Regions from separate parts of the Homo sapiens genome. Here region 1 is linked to region 2. A link is a loop called in an ENCODE intact Hi-C map of the cell type or tissue named here. Cell type or tissue: B cell. All regions are shown on one strand. Links, peaks and the distances in the headings refer to the core of each region. The heading gives the core; the rest is flanking DNA.

Region 1 (8,349 bases), core at 72-8,071, 60 kb after region 2:
CATAATGATACATTGAGCCCACAAAGTGCCCAAACAATACATGAATAGCTCCATACTGTGTCAAAGTAAATTACACCATAGTTCAAAGAAGAAAAAAAAAGCCCAACAACGTGGCACAAACGCAATAGAAGTTTATATCTCAAAGCATCAACATATACATATACATGGACTTTACAGACTTGTGCAGTCTCAAAAGATTTGCCTTCCAAATACTTTCTCAGAAGGTTCTTGGAAGATGTGCTCTACAAAAGCAAAAGAGAAATCCAAGAAAAGGAAGAAAAAAACTCCAAAACAGAGGATCCAAAAACAAGAGTAAAATGAACTGATGATGATAAAGACGTACTCCAGAATGACAGCTGGGCAGCAAACCTAGAAAGCAAGTTCTGACCGGGGAAAAAAGATGAAAGTTTTCAGAAAGGATAAGCCTGCATGCACGCATGTGCACACATACACACACACACACACACACACACACACACACACATTGAACTCATAGATTTCTTGGATGTATGACTACATTGAGAGATGTTTTAATGTTCTGTCAGTGAGTATGGGGTTTAATTAGTGATTGGTACATAAAAATTAAGTAATTAAAGGGTAAAGAAATGTATCCTAATACACTATGTGACTCATCTGCAAACCATATTAAGGCAGTTATAATGACATAAACACTGAATATTCATTTAACCAAAAATTATAACAGAATTTATAGAGGGGACAGCAAATGGCAAATGTATTGGGAGTGGGGTAAGGAAATATAAGAACACTAAATCCTCATTTTTCATGAAAAAAGTCAATTGATAATGCTTAAATTGAAAAATGTAAAGATACGATTTTTAATTTGTTTAGAAATATGGAGAGTCTTAACCTGGGTTCCCCAAAAAGCAGAGCCTGTGGCAAAGGCTGATGAGCTGCTAATTTATTAGGAGAAATAACGGAAAGGGGGAATGAGACAAGTAAAAGGTGAGTCCCAATCAAAGGTGGTTGCCAAATTATAACTCGGCTACTCTTGATAGCAAGCACAACTGATGGCTCATTGTCACAATTGTGAGAGTCTCTGTAAATGAAATCACTTGAGACTGTCCACTGTGCTAGGGATGAGGGCAGAAGACTTAACCATCAGCTTCTATAAATTACTGGTCAAAGGTTCACTTCACATGTGTGAATTAAACAAACACAGGCCGAGTGCAGTGGTTCATGCCTGTAATCCAGCACTTTGGGAGGCCGAGGTGGGTGGATCACAAGGTCAGGAGTTCAAGACCAGCATGGCCAACATGGTGAAACCCTGTCTCTACTAAAAATACAAAAATTAGCCAGGCGTGGTGGCACATGCCTGCAATCCCAGCTACTCAGGAGGCTGAGGCAGGAGAATCACTTGAACCCGAGAGGCTGAGGTTGCAGTGAGCTCAGATCATGCTATAGCATTCCAGCCTGTGTGACAGAGTGAGATTCCATCTGAAAAAGTAAATGAATAAAATAAAATAAAAATAAACAAACACAGTCATCAAGTGAGCAAGGTGTTGCTTCAGTGTCAATAGGGACGCCCTGGATATGAGGCAAGAGGCATAGGAGGCAGGCTGGAAGTGAGAGGTTGTTCGGTCATGGCTCAGTGAGGTTAGTTAGAGCCTATGCAGGGCTGGTCACGGGGGAGGTGACAGAACAAGTAGCCACACTCTTTAGAGACAAGTGAGGTTGTCTGATTCTGGAAGAGCACAGAAGGGGTGCTAGATTAAGGGGGTAAGTATTAGAAAAAGCTAATAGAATTAAATAGAATTGCCCATGAAGAAACAAAATAGAGGTAGTGAAGATTAGGCTAGGACTCTTAAAATGTAATTTTATTTTTAAACTCATGTATATGCATTATTATATTAAAAACACAAACTTAAAAATGCTTAGAAGTATCTTACATAGTAGGATTCTTTATTCCAGACACTTGGTTACAGCATTGTAACTGAGAATTGCTTTTAATTTTCACAAAGCCAAAATCAAAGTGGTTGTTGTTGTTGTTATTTTTAACTTTAGGCCATTTCTATTTCCATGCTACTAACATACTGAATGTAATCAATTACCAAAATTCATAAAGTCAGCCAACAATTCTCAAATTTTTCAGTCTAAGAGTTCCTTTATACCCCTAAATTTCTATAGGTTTTATTTATTGGCATTTGCCATGTTAGAAAATAAAATGGAGACTTTTAAAAATATTTTGTTTATTGATTCACTTTAAAATAACAATGTAAACCCATTGTATGATGTCATAAGTAATATCTGTTTTCAAAAAATAACCACATTTTCCAAAGCAAAATACTTGAGTGAGAAGAGCGGCATTGACAAGCACTTTTACAATACTCTTTACCTTCCAGCTTAATCATAAACAGTTTATTCGTTATATCTGCTTCTATATTCAGTTTGTTGTAATATGTTGATTGGTTAAAATCTATGAAAAAAAGAAACATGGCCTCACACAGATATGTTGTTAGAAAAGGAAAGGGTATTTTAATAGCCTTTTCAGGTAATTGTGTTTATTCTTCTTTGATAATACACCATAATGTGACATTGAAAACCACATCCATGAACTTTTTGTATTCTATTACATTAAAAATCATTAGTCCATTTGGCACTTTAAACAGACCTTTTTGTTAACCATGCATTGATCACATGAAAGGTATCTGTTCACTGAACTATTTAGGCCTTCCAAATGTTGATCCATTTCATCACATTGTCAAAAAATCACATTCGTTAATACCACCACCTGTCTCACTGGAAAAGTCTTTAGGTACTGGGAAACTGACTACCTTATGGTGATAAATACTAGTTTTCCAAATTTCTAATTTTTGTGTGGAAGCTCAAATATTTTTATTGACAACAACAAAAAAATATCAGTTCCTTTTTTAAAATGACCTGCTCGCTTCATTTATTTTTATGAAAATGTCTGCCAAATAAATTAGGATAACCCTAGTTTACCTGTCAGTTGTCCCTTCAAGTGAAAATGACATGCCATGAAAAAAGCAGCTAGTTTAGCTTGCAATTCAGACATACATAAGCGCTTTTCTTCAAAACAGCCATCACACGTCACACTATGAAACCAAAGGACTTTCTTCCTACCTCCCATTTTGTTATACAGAAAGTTAAAATGACATACACACAAAGGTTGAGATCTAATAAAACTAATAATCTTTACTGCTTCCTAAAGATACTTTTCAGCGTCCCTGGCATTTTTTTTAACTGTAAATGTATGGTGAAGAAATACAATGACTTCTAGTTTAGTTTGGTGCCACTGCCTTGATTCACGCTAAGGTGCCAGTAGTTTTACCCACCCTTGTTTTTTCACCCTGACTGCAAATGTCAGCTCAGTGAAAAAGGTAAACAATGTTGTTAGCATTATTATGAAAATAGCTTTAAACTCTAAAACACTCAGAAAGGATCTAAGAGACCCATAGAATACACGGACTGAACTTCGAGAACTACTAATGTATATACTAAGTATCATAAATCATTACAAGCAAAAATCCTCACTTTTTTTTTGCCAGACTGAAGTAAGAATTGAGCTAAGCATTCAAAGCTGTCATAAATATGTATGATGCCTTAGACTGTACACAGGCAGTAGGATGAGATACTAATGACACTTGATCACAGCTCAGAGAACATGAGTTCTAGTGCTATAATTCACAAGTCACAGGACCATTGATTAGTCAATTGTGCTCCTCCGAGTGTCATTCTCCCCATTTCTATCTTGAAGATGATACAGCCTACTCCTTAGGGTTATTGGATAGACTAGAGCTACTCAAAGTATGGTCCCTGAACCATCAGCATCATAGGAAAATAGAAAGTGTGGGAAAGCACCTGGGAATTTGTTAGAAATGGAAAATCTAGGGTCTCAACCCACATGTGTTGACTCAGAATCTCTGGGAGTGGGGCACAGGAATCTCTCTCAGGCTTTACTAATGATTCTTGCTCATATCCAACTTTGAGAAGTACTGATATGGACCATGCACGATAAAGGACTGGAAAATGTGAACACTACACAAATTTATGTTATTATGATAATAAGAAAAAAAGGCTTTCCAGGCAAAATAACTACATAAAGATTGCTACTTTAGTCGTATTTGTTTGTATCATCTGTAGTCAGGTAGCGCTAATCTAACTGTTGGTATCAAAGATATATGTGTTTCATAGAAATGAATTTAAAAATGCAAAGCCAAGAAAAAGTGTAGAGTTAGGGGAGATAGCAAAAGGTATGCGTGGAAAAACAGTAGGAAATAATGCTGAATGTGGTTAAAATATAAAATGAGATGTTTATACTTTATACAATAGGCAATAAGGAACCATTACAGATTCTTCCATTTTAAAGTGACATAATGAAAGACTGTTTTAGGAAATCAGTTCGCTAACCATACGTGGTGCAGAATGAATTGAAAGGGGAAAAGACAGGAAGGCAAGAAGTATTTCATGAAACCATACATTTTTCCTCCCCATAGAATAAAAAAATTCTCTGATGAATTTGGACAAGATTCACACAGTCCTAGGCATTTGTCTGATAGGAGTGAAACCAAGGTAAAGAAAAGTATGAGTATATGATGTGTTCATCACTTACCCCACACATAACTTTATTTCCAGCACTTTCACTTTCCCTTTCTTTCAGTTCCAAGTCTTCTGCTAATTCACTGCTCTCAAACTCCTGTCTCTCACTTGCCTGTCTCCCAACCTGCTCTCCTTTATTCAGCAGCCCGAGGTCTTCTCCTGTTAATGAAGAACAGCTTTTCTCTATTTCCTTTCCTTTAAGCCCCTATACCTACTAAAATTTCTAAATGACAAGAAAGTTTTGCAAGAATTTCTGTGCTAAAGGAGAGGAGAAATGTAAAAGCTACATGTCCCAGTCAGATCCTGCTTCTCTTCCCAGACATATAGGGAGTTATCAACAGCTTTTTCAAGCTAATGCTTCCATGTCAGCATCAGAAAAAGAAAAAGTTGGAAGTTAAGAAGGGAAAATAAAATGAAAACGAGATAGAAGCAATGTCTCTGCAATTCAGCCTTGGAAAAGATGAACAAGTCAAAAACGAGGACCTTGGAGCTGAAGTTGAGTTTATCTGTTTGTGTGTACAGGGGACAGAACCAGGTCAGAATGTCCTGGTGGGATTTATCTGTCCTGGAATAGAATTACCGTGAGTAAAACTAAAAGCATTTAATGCAAAGTTTGGATAGCAATGGTTGAAGAAGTCCCTCAGGTTTGACCCTTAATTAAGGGAAGCTAATTACATAAACAAAATATTATCTGAAGTGATCCCTGTCACAAGCATTCAATTAATGTGTATTTCTGGCTGCAACTACATCAGAAAGTGGACGTTAAAAAGATTTAGGGCCAGGTGTCGTGGCTCATGCCTATAATCCCAACGTTTTAGGAGGCCAGGGCGGGTGGATTGCTTGAGTTCAGGAGTTCAAGACCAGCCTGGGCAACATGGCAAAACCCCATCTTTACAAAAAATACAAAAATCAGCCAGGCATGGTGGAGCATCCCTGTAGTCCCAGCTACTTGAGAGGCTGAGGTGAGAGAATCACTTGAGCCCTGGAGGTCGAGCCTGCAGTGAGTCATGATCATGCCACTGCACTCCAGACTGGCAACAGAGCAAGAACTTGTCTCAAAAAAAAAAAAGAAAGAAAGAAAGAGGAAGAAGAAGAAGATTTAGAGCAAGGCAGAACTTCAGCATCACAGACAGGGGAGGAGTAACTTGAAAGTGTGGGGGATTTCAGCATCTTTCACAGTGCATCAGGCTTCATACCTTTTCTTAATTTAGACTGAATACAAGCATGCAGATTCAGTTAAGTGAGGTGTTATTATGAGATCCAAAGCTTTTTAAATGCTACCTAAAATTTTTGGATGAAAAACTCAATGAAAAGGCAATTTATTTATAGCAGTATCATATATAAGGAAAATGAAACTCTTTAGAAAATGCTTGAGAATCTTTCATTTAACTGTTTGAATTCAAAACAAGACCTATTTATTGGAATGAAACCATGGTAATATTAACATAGACTATAATCAATTTGGTCCTATTTTTATTCGTTCATAGATAATATCTAGCACAGTTCTAGATAACAAAGCTACCAGAATGAACAGGGCATAATATAGCTTATGGGGTTTATACTCTAGTAAAGGAAATGGGGGAAAGATGTAAACACATAACCATAAATATACAACAATATGAAGTAAATTGTAAATGGCAAATAGAAAAAAAAGGGGGGGCTAAGATACAGAAGAACTGAGGGGTGAGTTTAAATAAAGTAGTTAGGGGAAACATCTCTAAAAGGATATTAAATCTGCGACCTAACAATGAGAAACTATCCATGCAAATAGTAGAGAGAAGCTCTCTCCTGCCAAGAAAACAGCAGGGGATTGGTAGAGATGTTTTCAAAGACCTAAGAAAAGACAAGTGTGACTGAAACATGGTGTGCAAAGAGGAGAGGGGCAAAGGATGAGAGAAAGTGTGGGGCTCAGGCCATGAGAGCCTTCTAAGCTGCGCTGTTAAGAGACAGTGGAGAAAAATGAGGACAGAAATCGGTGGACTTGGCAACTTCGATGTAATGGGTAATGTGAATTACAGCAGATTCAGTGAAATAATAATGTCTGGAATCTCACTGGTGTTAGTAGGAGAGAAAGGCAGTAACGGAAGAGAGATTCACATCTTTGTCTCTCTTAAAGCTGTGAAGTGGGAGCTGAGGATGGAGAGATGGCTGATAGGAATATAGGGACCCAGGAAGTTTGGGTTTTGTTTTTGCCAAAGACAAAGATCACAGCATGTGTGTGTTTGTTCTGATAGGATTGCAGTGGTCCAGGGGAGAGGCAAAGGATAATGGAAAGCAGGAATGGGGTCCAGAGCACAAGGGAAAGATTAGATATAAGGGAAAGCACAAGATAGAAAAAGAGATTGCGTGAACACAGGTCAAGGTGTGGATTTACCGGTGGAAGGTTTGGAAACACTGTCCTCTACCATCCTCATCTCCTCCTAACCCCATAATCCCTGAGCCACTCCTTTAACTCATCTAATCTTTACCTATTGAAACTCTTTCTAGATTTAAATCATCAACACATCTTATCTGCTTGAAAATATCCGTGAATTCCACGTAAAAGTTATTTTCCTAAATCCACAAGTGTTTACAAAGATTGTACTGCCAATTCAATACAGAGGCCTTTTAACAGCATAGTCCTATAATTTTACTTATGGAACATAATGTGACAAGCAAAATATTTTAAGATGAAAGATAAATGTTTTGGCCACCTTTAGGTGGCCAAAAAAGTGGCAAGATCCAAAATCATTGCATAAGTTTTCTGTACATTCTTCCTAGTATCATTTAATGATATTATTAGGGTCTCATTATATGCTTTTTCACCCATGCTACTTCCACTTTTTATGTGTGGCATTCAAATTATTTCTTGAATAATATCCCCAGTGCTTCACAGAATGTGTCTCTGCACTAGAAATGTGTTTCTATATTCATATATCCCTTCATTTATTTTCCACTACTCAATTAAGAAAGAAATAATAGGAGACATAACATAAAGCACATTACTGTGCCTTGTCCAACTGAGTAGATAGATCACTTTCAAATATAGTAGCAAATGCTGTATTAGTATAAAAGAGCTTTTAACTTTTCAAATCCAAATGCCCTGAGTTATTTTAAGCTCTGCTGCCATCAGTCAGTTTCCTGGTGTGGAAGAACGTATAACTTAGATAAAGCTAGAGCAGCTGGAGCAATCACCACAAATCACCAGTTATAAGGCTGCTTGCAGCAGTAATACAGGCTGAAAAGTCCCCCTCCCCTCAAAAAAAATAATAACCCATGAAGAAGTTAATGTGGTGTTAAAGCTAGTAGTTGGCCGTTGCTCTTGCCATCTGTCATCCCATTGGACCACATAAGTAGAAGTCAACAGGAAGTTCATCTTTTATGTTGACATCACACAATGTCATTTTCTATTTATGGACATCGTTAAATTTCATTTGATATCAAAATTAATCCAGAAGTTTCTAAGAGAAGAAAGTAGTAAGAAATTTTCAATAATGTTTCAAATGTCTCTAAATGAAAGAACACTAAGCTTTAAGAACATTGCTAACCTTCTATAGAATACAAGTATTTTCCCCACAACATGAGTTTCAATTGAGAAATTGTATTTATTCAACTGCTCTTGTCTTCTTTGAGAAATATCTGCCCTCAAAAGTTACAATCTGGTTTACAACACAGGTAGCAGGCTAATTTAAATAAATCATAACTTTTTCTAAATACCAATTAAATTCATAATAAGATTCCATTACGCATGTACCAGGATGGCCAAAGTTAAAACCAAGATACCAAATGTTG
Region 2 (8,349 bases), core at 126-8,125:
AGTTGTCTGTTTGGATAAAGTGAATATAGCCATGCCTAAATACAGTACTACCTATTAAACGCATTCCTCAAGGCATATGAAGCTTATTCTAATAAGTTTATAATTCTAGGTTATAATTATGTATATTTAATGTACTCGGTTCATTCTCAACTAATTTGTAGTTCATGATCTAAACAGGCAAGAAGCCCTTAGAACACATTAAACACATTGTACCCACCTCCATGGCAAAAGGAGTGAGTGCTTGTACATGTCTCTCCCTACAAGTCCTCCCTCCCACCAGAAGACAAACGGAAAGCTGCTCCAACTCCAAGGAGCTTTCAGAGGTGACCTTGTTAGAACAGGGATTTAGAACCCCCACCCCCACCACACAATGTTTCATCTCTTTCACACAGAGAGACTTACAGGTGAGCATCCATGTCTGAAGAAAGTTTCCAAAGCCAAAACGGGTTCATAAGCACTTCAGGTGGCATAGTCAACTGTTCGCTGAGCATTACTACTTCCATCGTTTCCTTCACCCTTTGTTTCCTTTTACCCCCTCCTCTCCTCACCATAAACTGGAGTCAGGTAATTACACTTAGAGATAAATCAAATGCCTGACCCTCAAGTCCTCTGCCCTTCTCCCTCTACCAGGATGGCTTGCTGCTCTATCTTACTACCTGCCTGGATGGCAGACTTGCATTTCCGAGGTCACAATTCTTATTCATAGTGAGAAAATTCAAAGATAAATCAATGGTACAAACACAACATTTGGTCAAACCTAAATTCAGTGTTCAAAGGACAAAGAGATTTTAAAGTCATTCTATTTTCCTTTGTATTACTAAAGAAAATGTTCAATTGCTGATACATATTAAGATACCCGACTCTTGTGTTTGACATTAAAGCATTTTCTTAAAAAATTGTCCCTTTCAAGCAAAATTTCATTAGATTGATTAAACATCCCTTCAGAGGGTCAGCATGCCTGTGTTAGTAGCAGTATAAGACAATATAGGAATAGGCTAAGAGCTTAAAATACATATATTTTTCCCAATACTTTGTATATAATGAGGTGTGAGAGAGAAGTTATTTTAAATGTATGACTAGAATTATAAACTTATCAGAATAAGCTTCACATGCCTTTGACCATGTTTAAAAAAATTCTAACTGGGTAGCCATTAGACCCGGGTGGCTCTAGCACTTTAAATTCCTATGTGAACAAAACAAAGCCCAAGGTAAACAGCAAATTAAAGAAATTGTACGAGTCAGAAATCAACTAACCTCTAACCAGGAACTTTCCACTCTAACCAATCAACACTGTTCTTTGCCTTGCTTCTGCAACCTCTTTACAGTAGCCCCCTCTTATCCAGTTTTGCTTTTCGTGGTTTGTTACCTTCAGTGAACTGTGGTCTGAAAATATTAATATTTTGAGAGAGACCATATTTATAAAACTGGTTTAATAGTATATGGTCATGATTGTTCTATTTTAGTTATTAATCTCTTACTGTGACTAATTTATTAAACATTATAAGTATGTATCCATTAAAAAACATGGTGTATATCATAAGGTTTGTTACTACCCTTGGTTTCAGACATCCATTGGGTGTCTCGGAATTTATTCCCCGTGAATAAAGGGAGAATACTGTATAAAAGTTGCCCATTTTACCCCTCCCAACAGAGCTGCTTGCAGATTGATGCCACCCCAATTCAGGAGTCACTGAATGCTCAAATAAGTGCTTCAAAATTTTAATGTGCTTAAGTTTGTTTTTAATCAACCAGAATAACACAGTTTGGATTGCATTATAATGTGTGGTATTGTGAACAAAACTGACATTTCTGAGTAGGAAGTATGAGACACAGATTCACAATTACTCCATATATAAACTTTTAAAAAGTTGAACATACTAGACATGTTAACTAAAGTTTCAGATTGAACTGAGACTTGAGATCTAGCATTTAAGATCATTACTATTTCCTATAGAGCATCAAATAAAAACTCAGATTACGAGAATTTCTACCTTAAATTTTTAAAGAAAGAGCTCTAAGATGAGGAAATAAATTACAAGTGATGGAAACCCTTTGCCTGAGGACCAGATTATTTCTTTAAAAAATAATGTATGACTTCTGTATTTAGTAAGCCCAGGAGTGGTAGATCAAGGGGCTCCATATGCCACAGAGACAGCTTATCTCTCCCCTCTTCTATGTGCTTATTATACTTCAACTGGGCTTTCCCAACAAGGTGAGAAAGATGTTAATGACAACTTCAAGCTCCACAGATTACCAGTTCAGCAGCCTCAGTAGAGGGAGGACACCTTTTCCTGACACATTCAGTAAATATCCACGGAGGACTCTGATTTAGCCAGGCCAGGAGTTGGAGGTGGCCCTGTGCTATCCAAACCACATGGACCAAGACCCAGCAAGGTTATAATCTTCCAGAGAGAAATCAGGTCCTGCTACCAAACAGGCAAAGATAGCAGATTTCCCCCACAATTCCTAGATATCAAAACAATAACATGAAAATTCTAAATGATTGAAACCAGTCTTTATGGCTGGCTTTTGTCATCTATCACAAAGAACAGAAGCTTCATTCAGCCACACAGCAGAATACACAGAAATCTACTTTTTTAAATGGCTTTATTAACAATTTACATCCCATAAAATTCACTCATTTAAGGTATACAGTTAAATGGTTTTTAGTATATTTACAGAGTTGGACAACCATCACCACAATCAATTTTAGACCATTTTCATCATGCAAAAAAGAAACCCTGTACCCATTAGCAATCTCTTCCATCTCCTATCTCCCCCACTCCTTGCAGCCTATGGCAAGAATGAATATATTTTGTCGTTGATGTACAAAATATTGCACCTGCTTAATGTATACAACTTGATACAACTTCACATATGTACCCACCCATGAAACCATCACCACAATCAAGATAATAAACATTCATCACTTCCAAACATTTCTAAATGCCCTTGTTTTTTGTTGTTTTTGTTTGGAGGGTTTTTGTGCTAAAAATAACATGAGATCAACCCTCTTAAAAATTTTAAGTGAACAATATTGTTAACTATAGGCACTGTGATATACAGCACATCTCTAGAACTTATTCATCTGGTATAACTAAAAATTTATATCTATTGAACAACTCCCGATTTCCTCCTTTCCCCAGCCATTGCTAAACACCATTCTATTCTGTTTCTATGTGATTATTTAGTTAACTCCATAAATGGGAAAATACTAATCTTACCTTCTCATACCTCAAATGGGGCAAAGATTTAGGAAGGTTCTCACAACTAGGGCTGCAAATCTGAGTGGCCCATCCACAAGAATTAAATAGGAAATTATCTGAAGAATTTAATTGACTATTAATTATAATTTACAATTGCCCAAAGACATTTCTTCTCTTGTGCCTTTAGCTGTAAATTACATTATTTAACATATATTGTTATTTCCTTTTGTACCTATTTTACGACAACCATTATGCTTGATTCATCATTTTTCCCTTATGTAGTGCTGTGTAGTATAATATCTTGGAGCTTATGATTTAATAAATATTGATCTCCCTTGGTCTTTATTATGCTAAGAAAAAGAGACCTGGTTCTCTTTTTCAGGTTATCATTAGGCTTGTGAAATGTGATATACAAAGTGGTTTAGAGCCTTGAAATGCAGTCAGGAAGCCATTCTAAGAACTACCTGCGTGACCTGAAACCTTGCAAAACAGGAACTTGTCTTTAACATTTGAACTGGGTCACACCGCCATGACCACAACATCCTGGAAAACAGCCGAATTTCACCAATGCTGCAACTCCTAAACAGTGACAACCAATGAACTGTGGACTCATGTACTAAACCAACCACTGTCACCAGTGATATCTTTCAAAACAACTTGTGATTACCTTCAGCATCCTTTTACAAATCTGTACCATCCTACCTCTCTTCAGAACACAGTTTAGTTTCTAGCTCAGTCTGTCCCTCAAATTGCAATTCCTAAGACCCCAAGAAATGCCTTATCTTACTGCATTGCAGTCTAGTCTTCACCTCTTCCTAGTTGACAGGCTCCACAATAAGATAAACTATGTGAGGAAAGAAGCAAGCTTTGTCAATACAGTCAAATTGACATTTCTAAGAATTATATAAGTTTTCCCCAGAAAAATACAGTGACTTCTCTTCAATTCACACATTTGTTTCTTGAAATTTTGGGGACCACTTACAAAAGTTTAATGCAATCTTACATATTTTGGATAAGTCACTTTATAACATTGGGATCAAAATGCCTACTATAGTTATTTTCTATAAGTGGTTTCCATTAAGATAACTACTTTAACAAATACTAAATTTTATTATATTACTTTAATTACATTACTTTATTAAATACTAAACTTTATTATACCACATTAACTTTCTTTCCAGTAAAATATTACATAGAGTAAGAATTTATATAGATAAGTAGTCATAGATATAATGTTTAAAAATACCTTTTGATATGTCATAGGAAACATTGCTTTTAGCTTCTTCTTCCCCTTACCAAATAGTACCACTTATTACAGTCCTGTGCACTGTTCTGCACCAATAAGTTGAGCCGTTGACAAATGCAATTGGATTATTAAAAATCTTGTTTTCCCTTGATTATATTACAATCTGCAACCCATGACTCTCCATATGGTATTAAAATAAGTTTGATTAGAATTCTAAGGGTAACAGTAAGTGAATCACATTATTATTTCCAAACACATCACTGGTATGAATGAGAGTTAAACACTAACGTATACTTTTAAAACATTATCAACAAATTCCCCCAGTAAACAGCCAAACACCACAGAAAACCAGAATTAATCCTACTATCCAAAATTGTTCTGTGCAAAAATGAAACAAGAATACAATCGACTTCTGATTTGACCCTTATTAAAGTAATGCAGCATATTACAGTGGGATATTCTAATGGGCAAGAGAAAAAAAACAAGTCAGTTTTTTGAAACACACTATTCCATATGGCTTTTCCAAGGAAGTCCTAAATTTGAAGAGAGCATCCTGTTCATTTACATGGTTTCCAACACATTTAAGTTGTATAAAGGAATACCCTAAGGAAGCTTTTCAAGTTTGTAAACCAAGCACTTTGCCTTTACCTTTATTTGCTCCCACCAAAATGCTAACGATATCATCTGAAATTTCCTGCATCCCAAGGCATATGTGTACTAATATTCATTTTACACAAGTAGTTACTACATAGACCATGTGTACTGAAAAGCCTAAAATATTTACTATCTGGCCATTTACAGAAAAAGTGTACCAACCCCCATCCCAAACTAAAGCTAAAGACTTTAAGATCCTCCCTGCTTCATTGCTTTGTTAAATGCTGGCTCAGTCTGTTACTGGATAGTCAAAGTTTCAGATTTAAATTCTGCAGCTGAAATTTACCTCTTAAAAAATCAATCTCCTGTCATCTCTCATAAATTGATACAATTCTTACAAAAAATATGTTTGCACACAGCCCTTCCCTCTTCTGTATTGTAAACCTACCTTTCAGGTACCCTATCATGTAGGTCTCACCTGACTTTTATAAGGAAGGTATACATCTGCCTTGGAGCTATCACAGCTGTTTCCAATTAGCTATCTGACTAAATGATTAGACAACCACACATTTTAAAGTCTATTTTTCATCTATGTAGCTTGTAAATAAAGCTCTAAATTTTAGTCTCTAATCTCAGTTGAATAGAAACCAATTCATGTTGGCCCCATGAAAGAAGCAGGTCTGGGGGCCAACAAACCCTTAAAAGACAAGTGGTCAGCACTAAAACCTCTAAGGGATTGAGGTAGCCCATTGGAAAGAAAAATTTGGAATAGCTATTGATAATCTTTCCATTTATTCCCTTCATTTGAGCACTTGAAAAACTCCTACAGCTGCCTGCCCATCATCTTTCTACTTCCCCTCTTTCTTCCTTTTCTTTTTATTTTTTTTCTTTATCTCCTGGAAGAAAAAAGTGGAACCAGATCTCAGACAGTAAAGAAGCAGAAAGCAAGAGAAAAAATAACTAGTTTAGCTCCTTCTGGGCTTCCACCCTGTATTAGTCTATTTTCACGCTGCTGATAAAGACATACCGAGACTGGGTAATTTATAATGAAAAAGTGGTTCAACAGACTCACAGTTCAGTGTGGCTAGGGAGGCCTCACAATCATGGTGGAAGGCAAAAGTCATGTGTTACATGGCAGCAGACAAAAGAGAAATGAGAACCAAGTGAAAGGGATTCCCCCCTACAAAACCATCAGGTCTCGTGAGACTTATTCACTACCATGAGAACAGTATGGGGAAAACCGCCCCCATGATTCAGTTATCTCCCACCACGTCCCTCCCACAACACGTGGGAATTATGGGAGCTACAATTCAAGATGATAATTGAGTGGGGACACAGCCAAACCCTATCACACCTTAACCCCATATTCTATGTAAAAAGCTTACACTGCCATCTATAAATTATAAATTCAACATGAAATAACATCACAAAAAGCAAAATGTCTGAGACATTAGCCTCATGGATTATGTAGTCTAATACAAAGCCTAAAGACTAACACACAGAAGCAATTAGGTCCAAACCTGTTCATACTGTTTTCAAACTTGAAAGTTAATAAATATGGAAAAATCCTGAACTATAGTTTAAGGATGTTGTCAGTATTCAGATTATAGTTTGGGTCAGGACAGGAAAAAAAAAGTAAAAGGGGATATAGTATATAAAGAATATTCCAGAAAAATCATTGAAAATGCAGCAAGATCTTCGGGAGAAATTACATTTTTCTCTAGCAATAAGACTGTCTTTGAATCTTAGATAAAATTTTTTCCACACAGCAAAGGGAATAGAAGTTGGATACTGACACCCATGAGAAATAACAGTAGAAACAATCTTTGCATCCAAAGGAAAAAGACAAATAAATGAATAAAGCTTTGAAGCATAAAGACCCGAGGCTCCTTCTTGTCCATGTCTCATTATACTTCTCTAACCCTCTGAAATAAAGTAGCCCTGATTAAAAACAGTAGTTAAAAGAGCATCAGAGAGGAAAGGCAGGAAGATGGAAGGAGGAAAGAGAAAAGATGGGGAGGAGGACAGGGAGAATATAATGTGAAATATGAGCAAGAATAAGCTAGACAGTGAAAGAGCAGTAGACGGGAAGCTGGCTGGAAAGCGGACTTGGGAAACAACTCCAGTAGAAAGGGTAAAAGAATGGAAGTGTAGACAGTGGGTGAGACACCACACTGGTGAGGCATGGAAGAAGAGGCAGGAAGGAAAAGCACAAGAACCAAGGAACAAATGGAGGGATCCTACTGAATAAAAGATAACTGAGGAACTGAGAACCTGTGAAGAATTATTCACCAGAAGGAAGCCAGGTTGAGGAAGCAGAAGCAAAGATGGAAGAGAAGATTAGGCTAAAAGCAGAGAGCTACAAAATACTGGTTAGTGTTTAAGATACCACTAGAAATTTGAAACCATGGTAAAATTGTCTATGGGTGTGTTTTTAAAAATTCTAAAGAGGAAAGGGATAAACTAAATTTTAAGAACCTAGATTCTGGTGGGAGGATTGTAGCCAGCTGAAAGCTGAGATACAAATTGTGAAAACTTTGGGGAGTTCATGGAGAAAGCCATCTTTCAACATAACTGGCTGTTCAAGACCAATGACAGGGCAGAGGATCATCAAATGTTGAGAATAGTGTTCTTTTAACATGCTCTAGGGTACAAAGCATATTAACTCATCATTTCACCTGCAAGGGAAAGAGAATAAAAAGCTGCATTGTGTTACTGTGTGCCCCACACAAAGTAGAAACTCATTAAATATTTATCAATAGAATGAACTCTTTTAATGTTGTGAGACAAATATCTTGGATTAAAGTACATTTGAAATCCCAGTCAGTCTTAAGAAACAACTAAGTCTAAGGCTGTAACAAAAAAATGTATATATGAACTAAGATCTAAAAATAGACTGCTATTTGTTGAATTCCCACTGCATATAAGATTCTAAGCATTTTACATATTTTCTCATTTAAACATACAGCATACCTGCAAGATGGATGTTATTTTCTCCAATAAGCAGTTTAGGACATTAAAGCTCAAATAATTTTTGTGGGTTACCCACTGGCCAATATGGACCACTGAATGGATCATGTCTACCAGAATATAAACCCCACAAGGACAAGGGTTTTGGTCTATTTTGTTCTCTACTGTTTCCTCTAAGAAAAAAAAAATGCCTGATGCAAGGAAGAAACTGAACAAACATTTTTTGAATGAATAAATGCCTATTTATGATGAGACAGCTGAATATGACCATGGAAAAAAATGTCAATCTTGCCAACTAGTCTCCTTTCAAATTCATGATGATTAACCTCAAAA

Evidence for each region. A loop is a pair of places that touch in the nucleus more often than their neighbours do. Peaks named below come from ENCODE experiments on the same cell type or tissue, not always from the same donor. Only the 100,000 strongest peaks of a DNase experiment are listed, where the experiment ranks them.
Region 1: a loop joins it to region 2, with 2.6 times the contacts of the local background. A loop is called at or near these places in 6 of 110 quality-filtered maps.

Annotation. Positions count from the first base shown.
Region 1 is chr1:193,414,890-193,423,238 of GRCh38, reverse strand. No RefSeq gene overlaps it. Among named protein-coding and RNA genes, the nearest start is that of LINC01031, 110 kb to the right of the region's middle. In B cell, for the core only: no CTCF peak of the experiment used is centred there; DNase peaks (open chromatin) are centred at 4,628 and 5,658; H3K4me3 peaks cover 1,245 bases; H3K27ac peaks cover 326 bases.
Region 2 is chr1:193,474,845-193,483,193 of GRCh38, reverse strand. All of the region lies in intron 3 of LOC124904475 (a long non-coding RNA gene), which reads right to left. Among named protein-coding and RNA genes, the nearest start is that of LINC01031, 170 kb to the right of the region's middle. In B cell, for the core only: no CTCF peak of the experiment used is centred there; DNase peaks (open chromatin) are centred at 3,743 and 6,183; H3K4me3 peaks cover 332 bases; H3K27ac peaks cover 447 bases.